2 separate regions of the Homo sapiens genome follow, and region 1 is linked to region 2. A link is an interaction called in ENCODE POLR2A ChIA-PET data of the cell type or tissue named here. Cell type or tissue: OCI-LY7. All regions are shown on one strand. Each heading gives the region's core, and the rest is flanking DNA. Links, peaks and the distances in the headings are about the cores only.

Evidence for each region. ChIA-PET counts read pairs that join two places held together with the same protein. Peaks named below come from ENCODE experiments on the same cell type or tissue, not always from the same donor. Only the 100,000 strongest peaks of a DNase experiment are listed, where the experiment ranks them.
Region 1: POLR2A ChIA-PET joins it to region 2 with 5 read pairs; 2 of 35 experiments call an interaction of 5 or more read pairs at or near these places.

What each region holds. Positions count from the first base shown.
Region 1 is chr1:174,972,688-174,977,087 of GRCh38, reverse strand. It overlaps RABGAP1L (RAB GTPase activating protein 1 like), which reads right to left. Exons shown (of 26, transcript NM_001366446.1): 22 at 906-1,010. Among named protein-coding and RNA genes, the nearest start is that of RABGAP1L-AS1, 21 kb to the right of the region's middle. In OCI-LY7, for the core only: no CTCF peak of the experiment used is centred there; no DNase peak of the experiment used is centred there.
Region 2 is chr1:176,199,394-176,203,793 of GRCh38, reverse strand. All of the region lies in intron 1 of COP1 (COP1 E3 ubiquitin ligase), which reads left to right. Among named protein-coding and RNA genes, the nearest start is that of COP1, 5.7 kb to the left of the region's middle. In OCI-LY7, for the core only: no CTCF peak of the experiment used is centred there; a DNase peak (open chromatin) is centred at 413; H3K4me3 peaks cover 2,651 bases; H3K27ac peaks cover 2,098 bases.

The DNA.
Region 1 (4,400 bases), core at 155-4,154, 1.2 Mb after region 2:
TATTACTGATGTCTCAGAATGAAACTCATTAAAATAAGCTAATCACGATTTGAGATGCTTCCTCACTTTATAAGTTAGCTACATTAGTAAAATTCAAACACACTCTTGGCAGAAGACTTCAATTGTTTGTGATGAAACTCTGACTCATAATCTAATCTGTGTCAGGCCCCTGGCTGGGACTGACAGGGGTAGAAAACACTGATGAAGCAGCATGTTCTTCCTTGGGGAAGCGGAAAGCTCCAATTCCTTGGGCCCATAGGCCTCTCTGCCCCTATCCTATACTGCTTTGCACTGGTGGCATTTTCTGGCTAATTAGCCTTACAGCTCCCATGAAGAGTGTAGGGTGCTAACTTCAAGGCTGGTTCCCAAAATGTTTCTTTATATTCCCCCAGGAAATAGGTTTGAAAGCTTAGCCAGGAATACTGATGCTGCTTAAGGTGTGAATCAGGAAAATGAAGTGTGACTGATTGCGGCAGGGGCTGTGTGGCAACTCCCAGCAGAGATCTCTGTAGGCTTTCGGTTTAACAATGCTCATAAACTACTTCAGAGAAGTCAATTATCTTGGAGATACAACACAAAATTTGCAGATTTGTCAAAGCTCTTGGATCATAATTCCAAGTTACTAAACTTAGAGAAAACTCAACACTCTTGCTAAATATCTCAGTAAAGGCAAATTCCTAAAAGCTGTTCAAGGGTAGAAATACTGCCTCCTCTTTTAACACCCTTCAAAAAAAAAATGTCAGAAATGTTGAACAAAAATGTTGAGTAAGTACACTCAACTACTTACATTACTGCTTTAACATCACCTTTGATTTAGAAGAAATTTAATTTTCCTTCTTTTTTATAGTGTTAATTCCCTACCAACATACCTTTGTAAAGAAAAGCCTACATATTATTCCTTTTACCTGGGCAGTCTCTTCCTCTTGCTTCCTCTTCTCCTCTTCAGTCTCCACCAGCCTCTGTTTGGTCAAAAGGAGCTCTTTATTCAACACATCTGCCTTGTCTTCTGCCTGCAAATCATGGTGCATCACAGTCATACATCACAGTCATACAGAGGGTAAAGAAAGTGTGTGGAAATCTTCTCCAAACCCAATCTTCAGTTGCTGTTCCAAAATTATTGCAAGTCATTATTTTCCCTCCTAGCTCAACCAAGCGATGGCTGCTTTCACTGAATGCCAACTATGTGCCATCTAGTTGGCACACATTATTTCTAATCCACACACCAACAATAATTTTACAGATTATGACAGTGAGGTTTGGAAAGATCCAACAAACTGTCTGGGGTCACACATCTAATAGAGTCATGATCTGAATTCAGATTTGAATAACATCAAAGTCCATCCTCCTTCTAAATGCTTCTTACAGATTTTTAGATGTTACAGCAGCACTCACTCTGTGTAGATGGATCTGATGAAGGGGTAGAGCCTCACACAGAAACTTCCAACTGGTGGAGAATGGGGGTTGACTCAGAGAGGGGAGCAGACAGGGTGGTCTGAGGACAACAGTTAGGTGGCAAATTCAAAGACTAGCTGAGGTAAACCTGCCCACATGGCCACTCACACAGGGCAGTGAGTCTAGTAAGGAGAAATCAAGACCAAAAACCCATGATAGAGAGAGCCATGAAGAAAATGGAAATATGGACCAGGAACCCAGGAAGAAAAGATCATATTTCTAGAATGATGATGTCTATTTAACACGTCAGGCTCTCACCTTTTAGGCCTCGGCTTCAAGTTCACATGGCAATGAAGCATGCCCTCAGCCCTGGCCCACTCACCCTCATCTAAGTTAGCTCCCCTATCTAAATCTCTCATATTTCCCTTAATAGGACTGTAATGACAACTTACACATGGGATTTATTTGTCTTGCCCACTAGGCTTTAAGCTCCAGGAGACAAGAACTATATCTCTTTTGCTCATCACTCTATCCCAAGCACCAAGCCCAATGCCAAGTACAGAATAGGTGCTCCCTAAGTACTTGGTGAATGAAGAGGTGTGGCTAAATCATTGCAGATGCAGACTGCATGCAGTGGAGATGGCAGAAGGCCACAGGATGAGTTCAGCAGAGAGAACCCAGACACAGAGGAGAGGTGATTATGTGAAGAAGCTATCCCTGGCTGACAGCAGCAAAATGTTATCCAAATAATGGTGAAAACTGGCCAGGTGGCCTTCTGTCCGTCTTCTGCCATATCTCCCACATGTCCAGATGGGCCAGGCCAGCCCAGTCTGCTGAGGACTGGCCAAGCGGCCTTCTGTCTGTTTTCTGCCATATCTCCTGCATGTCCAGATGGCCAGGCCAGCACAGTCTGCTGGTGACTGTAGAGAAACTGCATTCCAGCTGCTCTGCTTGCCCTGTCTTCTGGCTCCTGATGGCTCATAGCCCAGTGGTTAGAGCTTTGTTTGCAGATCATTTGAAACCGTTGGGTAGTTAAGGCGAAAAAGTCCCTTAAAAGTCTTTAAGACTCTAAAAATTGCTCTGATGCATTAGATTTTAGGGGGGAAAATCTAACAGCAAATTAACAACTAAAATGAGAGGTAGACCTTGAGAATGCAATATGAACACTGCAAGTCAAGTTTTCATAAGTTGTAAGTCACCTGATGTACATCATGAAAGGATGTGGCATAAAGTACGGCATTTTAAAAGAAAACAAAAAGAGAAAAATAAATAAACCATGGAAGCACAAAGCTTCCATTCTAGAGCCCCAAGCCAGATGACTGACTGAGGTTACTCACAAAGCAGGGAGACCCTCCCCAAAGTCTCTGACAGATAGGCACAGAGTGGCACTTTGAGAGCAGCTGTACAGCCGGGTGCGGTGGCTCACATCTGTAATCCCAGCACCCTGGGAGGCCGAGGCAGGCTGATCACGAGGTCAGGAGATCGAGGCCATCCTGGCTAACACGGTGAAACCCTGTCTCTACTAAAAATACAAAAAAAATTAGCCGGGCATGGTGGCAGGTGCCTGTAGTCCCAGCTACTCAGGAGGCTGAGGCAGGAGAATGGCGTGAAACCAGGAGGCGGAGCTTGCAGTGAGCCGAGATCTTGCCACTGCATTCCAGCCTGGGCGACAGAGCGAGACTCCGTCTCAAAAAAAAAAAAAAAAAAAAAAAAAAACAAAAAACAATTGTACTGCTCATTTCAGTGTTCTTAAAAACTGAACCAACTCTCTCCCTGTAACTGCAGCCCACTGGTTCAAGTTCTACCCCAGAATGTTTGAGCCCTGCTAATAAAGAAGACTGCAACTAAGCCTTCCTCTTACAGGACCCACAGCAATTTCCACTTTGTGAACAGACTGATCCTTTCATAATGTTCATCATGATACTGAAATAAATGTTTTTTTTTCAGTTTGGTCTCTTGGAGAGCCATCTAAAATTTTAACATTTTATGAAAATGTTTTAAAGTAAATGCTGGCCAGGCGCGGTGGCTCACGCCTGTAATCCCAGCACTTTGGGAGGCTGAGGTGGGTGGGTCACCTGAAGCCAGGAGTTCGGGATCAGCCTGGCCAACATGGTGAAACCCCGTCTCTATTAAAAATACAAAAATCAGCCAGGCATGGTTTTGGGCACCTGTAATTCCAGCTACTCAGGAGACAGAGGCAGGAGAATTGCTCGAAACCAGGAGATAGAGGTTGCAGTGAGCCAAGATCGCACTATTGCACTCCAGCCTGGACTACAGGGCTAGACTGTCTCAAAGAAAAAAAAAAAAAAAAGAAATGAAAGAAAAAGAAAAGAAAAGGGGGAAAAACACTTCCCCGAGGAATTTTTTTCAAAAACACCTAAATGTTTATGCTAAGAAGACCTATTATTTTTATTTGCACATTTTCTGCTGAACAGTCTTCATTAGGTCAAGATTAAGGCAACTTCACTTATTTCTACTGTTACCATATACAACATCTGCAGCAATTGTTGTGGGTCCTATAGGGAAGAGTCCAGTTTTCCAGGAAGCTTAATTCACAGTTTCTCCTCTTATGTTAAACAGAAAAGTAGGAGCAATTGTTCTGTTCATCAAAGTAGGGCCAGATCTGAAATAACTTGAGTATCCCTCTAACAGTGGTCTTTTGAATTTTTGTACAGCCAACCACTATACCTCACTTAAGTAGGAATTAATTTTAATGTTAATGAATGAAATGCTAAACACAAATTCTACCTTTGAGCCCAAATTATAAAGCCTTTCAAATTCTACCTTTGAGCCCAAATTATAAAGCCTTCACCATAATTTTTTTTTTTTTTTTTTTTTTTTTGAGACAGAGTCTCGCTCTGTCACCCAGGCTGGAGTACAATGGTGCGATCTTGGCTCACTGCAACCTCCACCTCCCAGGTTCAAGAGATTCTCCTGTCTCAGCCTCCCTAGTAGCTGGGATTACGGGCGCATGCCGCCACACCTGGCTAATTTTTTGTATTTTTAAT
Region 2 (4,400 bases), core at 326-4,325:
TTATATTTAATTGAAGAATTCATAAACATTTTAGGGGTTTAGGTTGCATTTTTATATTTTATTTTACACAAAAGATTGAAGGTATTATCAAGTTGAATAATTTTAACAGTGTTTTATTGATGGAGAATCTAATACAGGACAGTAGTATTTAGCTTGACATTGGATACATTTTCAACATTCAGAGGAAGTCTTTGTTATTTTGTTTTTTGCAAAATTTTCTTACGGTTCATTTAACTAGACTGTGAGTCTGGTCTGTATTTGAAAGATGACTTCTGTTTTTTATACGGACTCCTTTTTTAAACAATTCTATAACTACTGCCTTTGTATTAGCTTTTCCAGCTATCTCAAATGAAGTTTTCTACCTCTGCAAGTCCCAGCCATTCTTGCAGCAGAAGTATACGTTTGCATGTAGATAGTAAGCTCTTTATGAGAAGGTTGACTTTTTTTCTTTTTTTTTGAGACGGAGTCTCGCTCTGCTGCCCAGGCTGGAGTGCAGTGGTGCGATCTCGGCTCACTGCAAGCTCCGCCTCCCGGGTTCACGCCATTCTCCTGCCTCAGCCTCCCGAGTAGCTGGGACTACAGGCGCCGGCCACCCCGCCCGGCTAATTTTTTGTATTTTTAGTAGAGGCGGGGTTTCACTGTGTTAGCCAGGATGGTCTCGATCTCCTGACCTCATGATCCGCCCGCCTCTGCCTCCCAAAGTGCTGGGATTACAGGCGTGAGCCACCGCGCCCGGCCGAGAAGGTTGACTTTTAATCATCTGCTTGATAGAAAATAGTTAGGATCTACATTAAATAGATCTACCATTCAGTAAATATGTGACTGCCTATTTTGTGTTAAACTAAGATTCTCTCTTCTTAAGGAGCTCATGATTTAATTCGAAGAATGGCTTTTAACTGTGTAATTATAATATCATAACCTGGTATCATTGCCTCTCTTAGTGTCATGACAGATGTTAGTACCATTCCTTTTTCTTAGTGCCATGGCAGATGTTAAATACTCTAATGGACTATGCATAGTACAATATATAGCCATTACCTATTAATTACATTTTAGCACTAAAAATGAAGCCTGTTGACCATTCTTGTTAATATAACTGGTTTCCAATTTTTTTTTTCCTTTTTTTGAGACAGGGCTCTCCCTATGTTGCCCAGGCTAGTCTCAAACTCCTGGGCTCAAGCAATCTTCATGTCTTAGCCTCTCAAGCAGCGGGGATTAGAGACGGGTGCCACCACCTGTAATCCCAGGATATTTTTAATAGTCTGAAAAACACGTGGCTCTGTTTTTCAGACTATTAAAAAGTGAGGGTGGGCACCTTGGTTCACGCCTGTAATCCCAGCCCTTTGGTAGGCCAGGGCAGGAGGATTACTTGAACCCAGGAGTTTGAGACCATCCTGGGCAACATGACGAAACCCCATCTCTACAAAAAATACAAAAATTAGCCTGTGTGGTGGCTTGTGCCTGTAGTCCCAGCTACTCAAGAAGCTGAGATGGGAGGATCACTTGAGCCTGTGAGGTCGAGGCTGCAGGGAGCTATGATCACACCACTGCACTCCAGCCTGGACGACAAAGTGAGACCCTGTCTCCAAAAAAAAAAAAAAAAAAAAAGTGAACTAGAACGTATCATAGAATCTGTCGTAATAAAGACAGTAACAGTTTGTGCAGCAATGTATGTGGAATGTATTTCTCACTGGGTACACTGGTAAAATTTTTTTTAAAGTCACTGAATTATAGGACTGAATTTCCTCTGATAGGAAAGTGGAAAGTTTAAGTGACTTTTCTTTTTAGACCATTGTGAGCTTATAAATATAGGACTAAATATAATTTAAAGAGCTGTTAAAAGCATGTTCAGTTACTGGAATAAACCAGCATTTATTATATTATTATAGTAATATCTGTCAAGAACTTATTTGAATCTGCAAAAGTCAAACTTGATGCTTCTTTTGCTTTATAATACATGTGCCATTTGGATGTCAATGATGAAACATACTCTGCAGGAGATGATGTCATATTTTATCAGACCTATTGGTACTGTCAGACCTGTGGACTATCAGATGGTGGGGCATCAGCATCAATGGTAGCAGGAGACTTCTATGGGTGAATTAAATGGTAGAGAAAATAGATGATCATGAAACAGGATAGGAAGACTATTAACTTGGAATTGTAGTCTATAAATTGAGAAGAAGGTACTTGTGCAATAGTAGTTCATTACTAAAGAATGTGTTGATAAGCAGTTATCTTTTCCTTTTACAAATCTTTATACCTTTTCTGATAATGAGCCAACATTACATAGGTGGATATGTTCCATCTAAGAACTGTTACTGATTAAAGTAACTGTAGCCTTAAACCTTGTTGCTTACTTTTCCTTCTTGTATGTGTATGTTTTTTCTTAATGGTGATTTTTTCATATTTTATATAATTATTTTAACCTGCTACCCTTTTCCTCAGAAAACTTCCACAGCTTGGGAGGAAAGGCTTTTTTGACGGTGGAATTAGCCCATCGTCTTTTTCCTGTTAAAATTTGTATTACAGGGTGAGTATCCTCTATCTGAAGTGCTTGAGACCAGAAGTGTTTTGGATTTTAGGGGTTTTTTTGGTTTTTGTTTTCGAATTTTAGAATATTTAAATTATATTTACCAGGTTAGTATCCTTAATCTGAAAAATCTGAAATCCAAAATGCTCCAGTGAGCATTTCCTCTGATAGTCATGTTGGCACTGAAAAAATTTTTGATTTTGCATGATTTTGGATTTCAGATTTTCAGATTAGGGATATTCAACCTGTATACCAAATAAAATGTTTTTTAAGTTGGGCATGATGGTGCATGCTTGTAGTCTCAGCTCCAGGAGTTTGAGTCCATCCTGGGCAATGTAGTGAAACTCTGCTAAATTGTTTTTAAAGTTCTTGATCTGTTTTTATATGTGATGTTGTATGTAGGACAAAATTCTGTAAGCATTCAGGTTTTTGTGCAGACTTGTCTTTGCCCTCCACCTTACTTGTTCTTTGTCCTCTTTCTTTATGTGTGTATGAGCCAAGTTCTATTCAGATAGGTTGGTACTTTCTCAAACAATATATTCACTGAGAGTAACATGTTTTTCTTTATACTTAAAATATGTTAGTTGTCCTTTCATTTTTCACAATTAAGTTTTATGAACTGATTTTGCCTCTGTTTCTATATAAAGTGAAACATAGAATGCAGTAGGTGATCTGATTTCTGTTTATTGTATTTCTGGTGTAACCATTGGGAATCCATCCTTCTTTCCTAATCTGTGTGGTTTGGGGTGGTACATTTTTTCCCCAAATTCAGAATTGGAACACATGATCCATGCTCAAGTGTCTAGTGCATTGGAATCCTCTGTCTTTAGTATTAATTCACAGATGGGCATTTGGCTCTAAATAGAGATAATGAGACAAAGTAGGCTTTGTAAAAATTACGACTGTTTTGGGGGTTCTTTTAGATATTTGAAACTCAAACGTTCATAAATGCCAAGTCCACTCAAGTGAAGATGGAATGTGTTGTACTGACAATTAGTTTGGGACAAATACTCATAATAATAAGTGCTCAAATATAAATTGCTATTTGCCAGGCACTATTTTAAAGGTTTTACGTTACTTGTTTAATCTTCACAACAACTGTTTGCTGTAGATACTCTTATAGTTCCCATTTTGTAGATGAGGAAATGTGGCCCATAGAGGTTATATAACTTGTCTCAGTTACACGGTTAATAATGGTGGTACCAGTATTTATATTCAGACAATTTGGCTCAGAGGTCAGGTTCTTAACCACTATTACAAATGGTTACCCAAGTTAACCACCCATTTCCTTGCCTTTATTTAGAGGCTGATTTTGTTTAAAATTAGCTTTACTAAGTTATAATTTGCATAAAATAAGTCACTGGTCATAAGTGTGTAGTTGAATGAGTTTTGACACATGAATACACCTGTGCAGTCACCACCCTAATGAAGATATGATACATTTCCAGAAAGTTCACTTTTGCCAGCACTTCATACTCTGTGTCTACCTTCACACCTAACACCTGGCAACCAGTGATCTGCTTTGCATTGCTGTCATTTTGCCTTTTCTGGAATTTCATATTAATGGAGTCCTTTAGTCGGTAGTCTTTTGTGTCTGGTTTCTTTCGTTTGGTATAATGTTTTGAAATACACTGATGATGTTGAGTGTACTGTTTTTTTTCTTTTAATTGCTTAGTATTATCCCATTATATGGATATAACATGAACTGCTTATATATTTGCTAGTTAAAAGATTTTTGACTTGTTTCTAGTTTTTGGCTATTATTTAGAAAATTCTGTAAGCATTCAGGTTTTTGTGCAGACACGTCTTCACATTTTTAGGGTAAAAATATCTAGTAGTGAATTGCTGAGTTCTCTGCCAAGTGTAT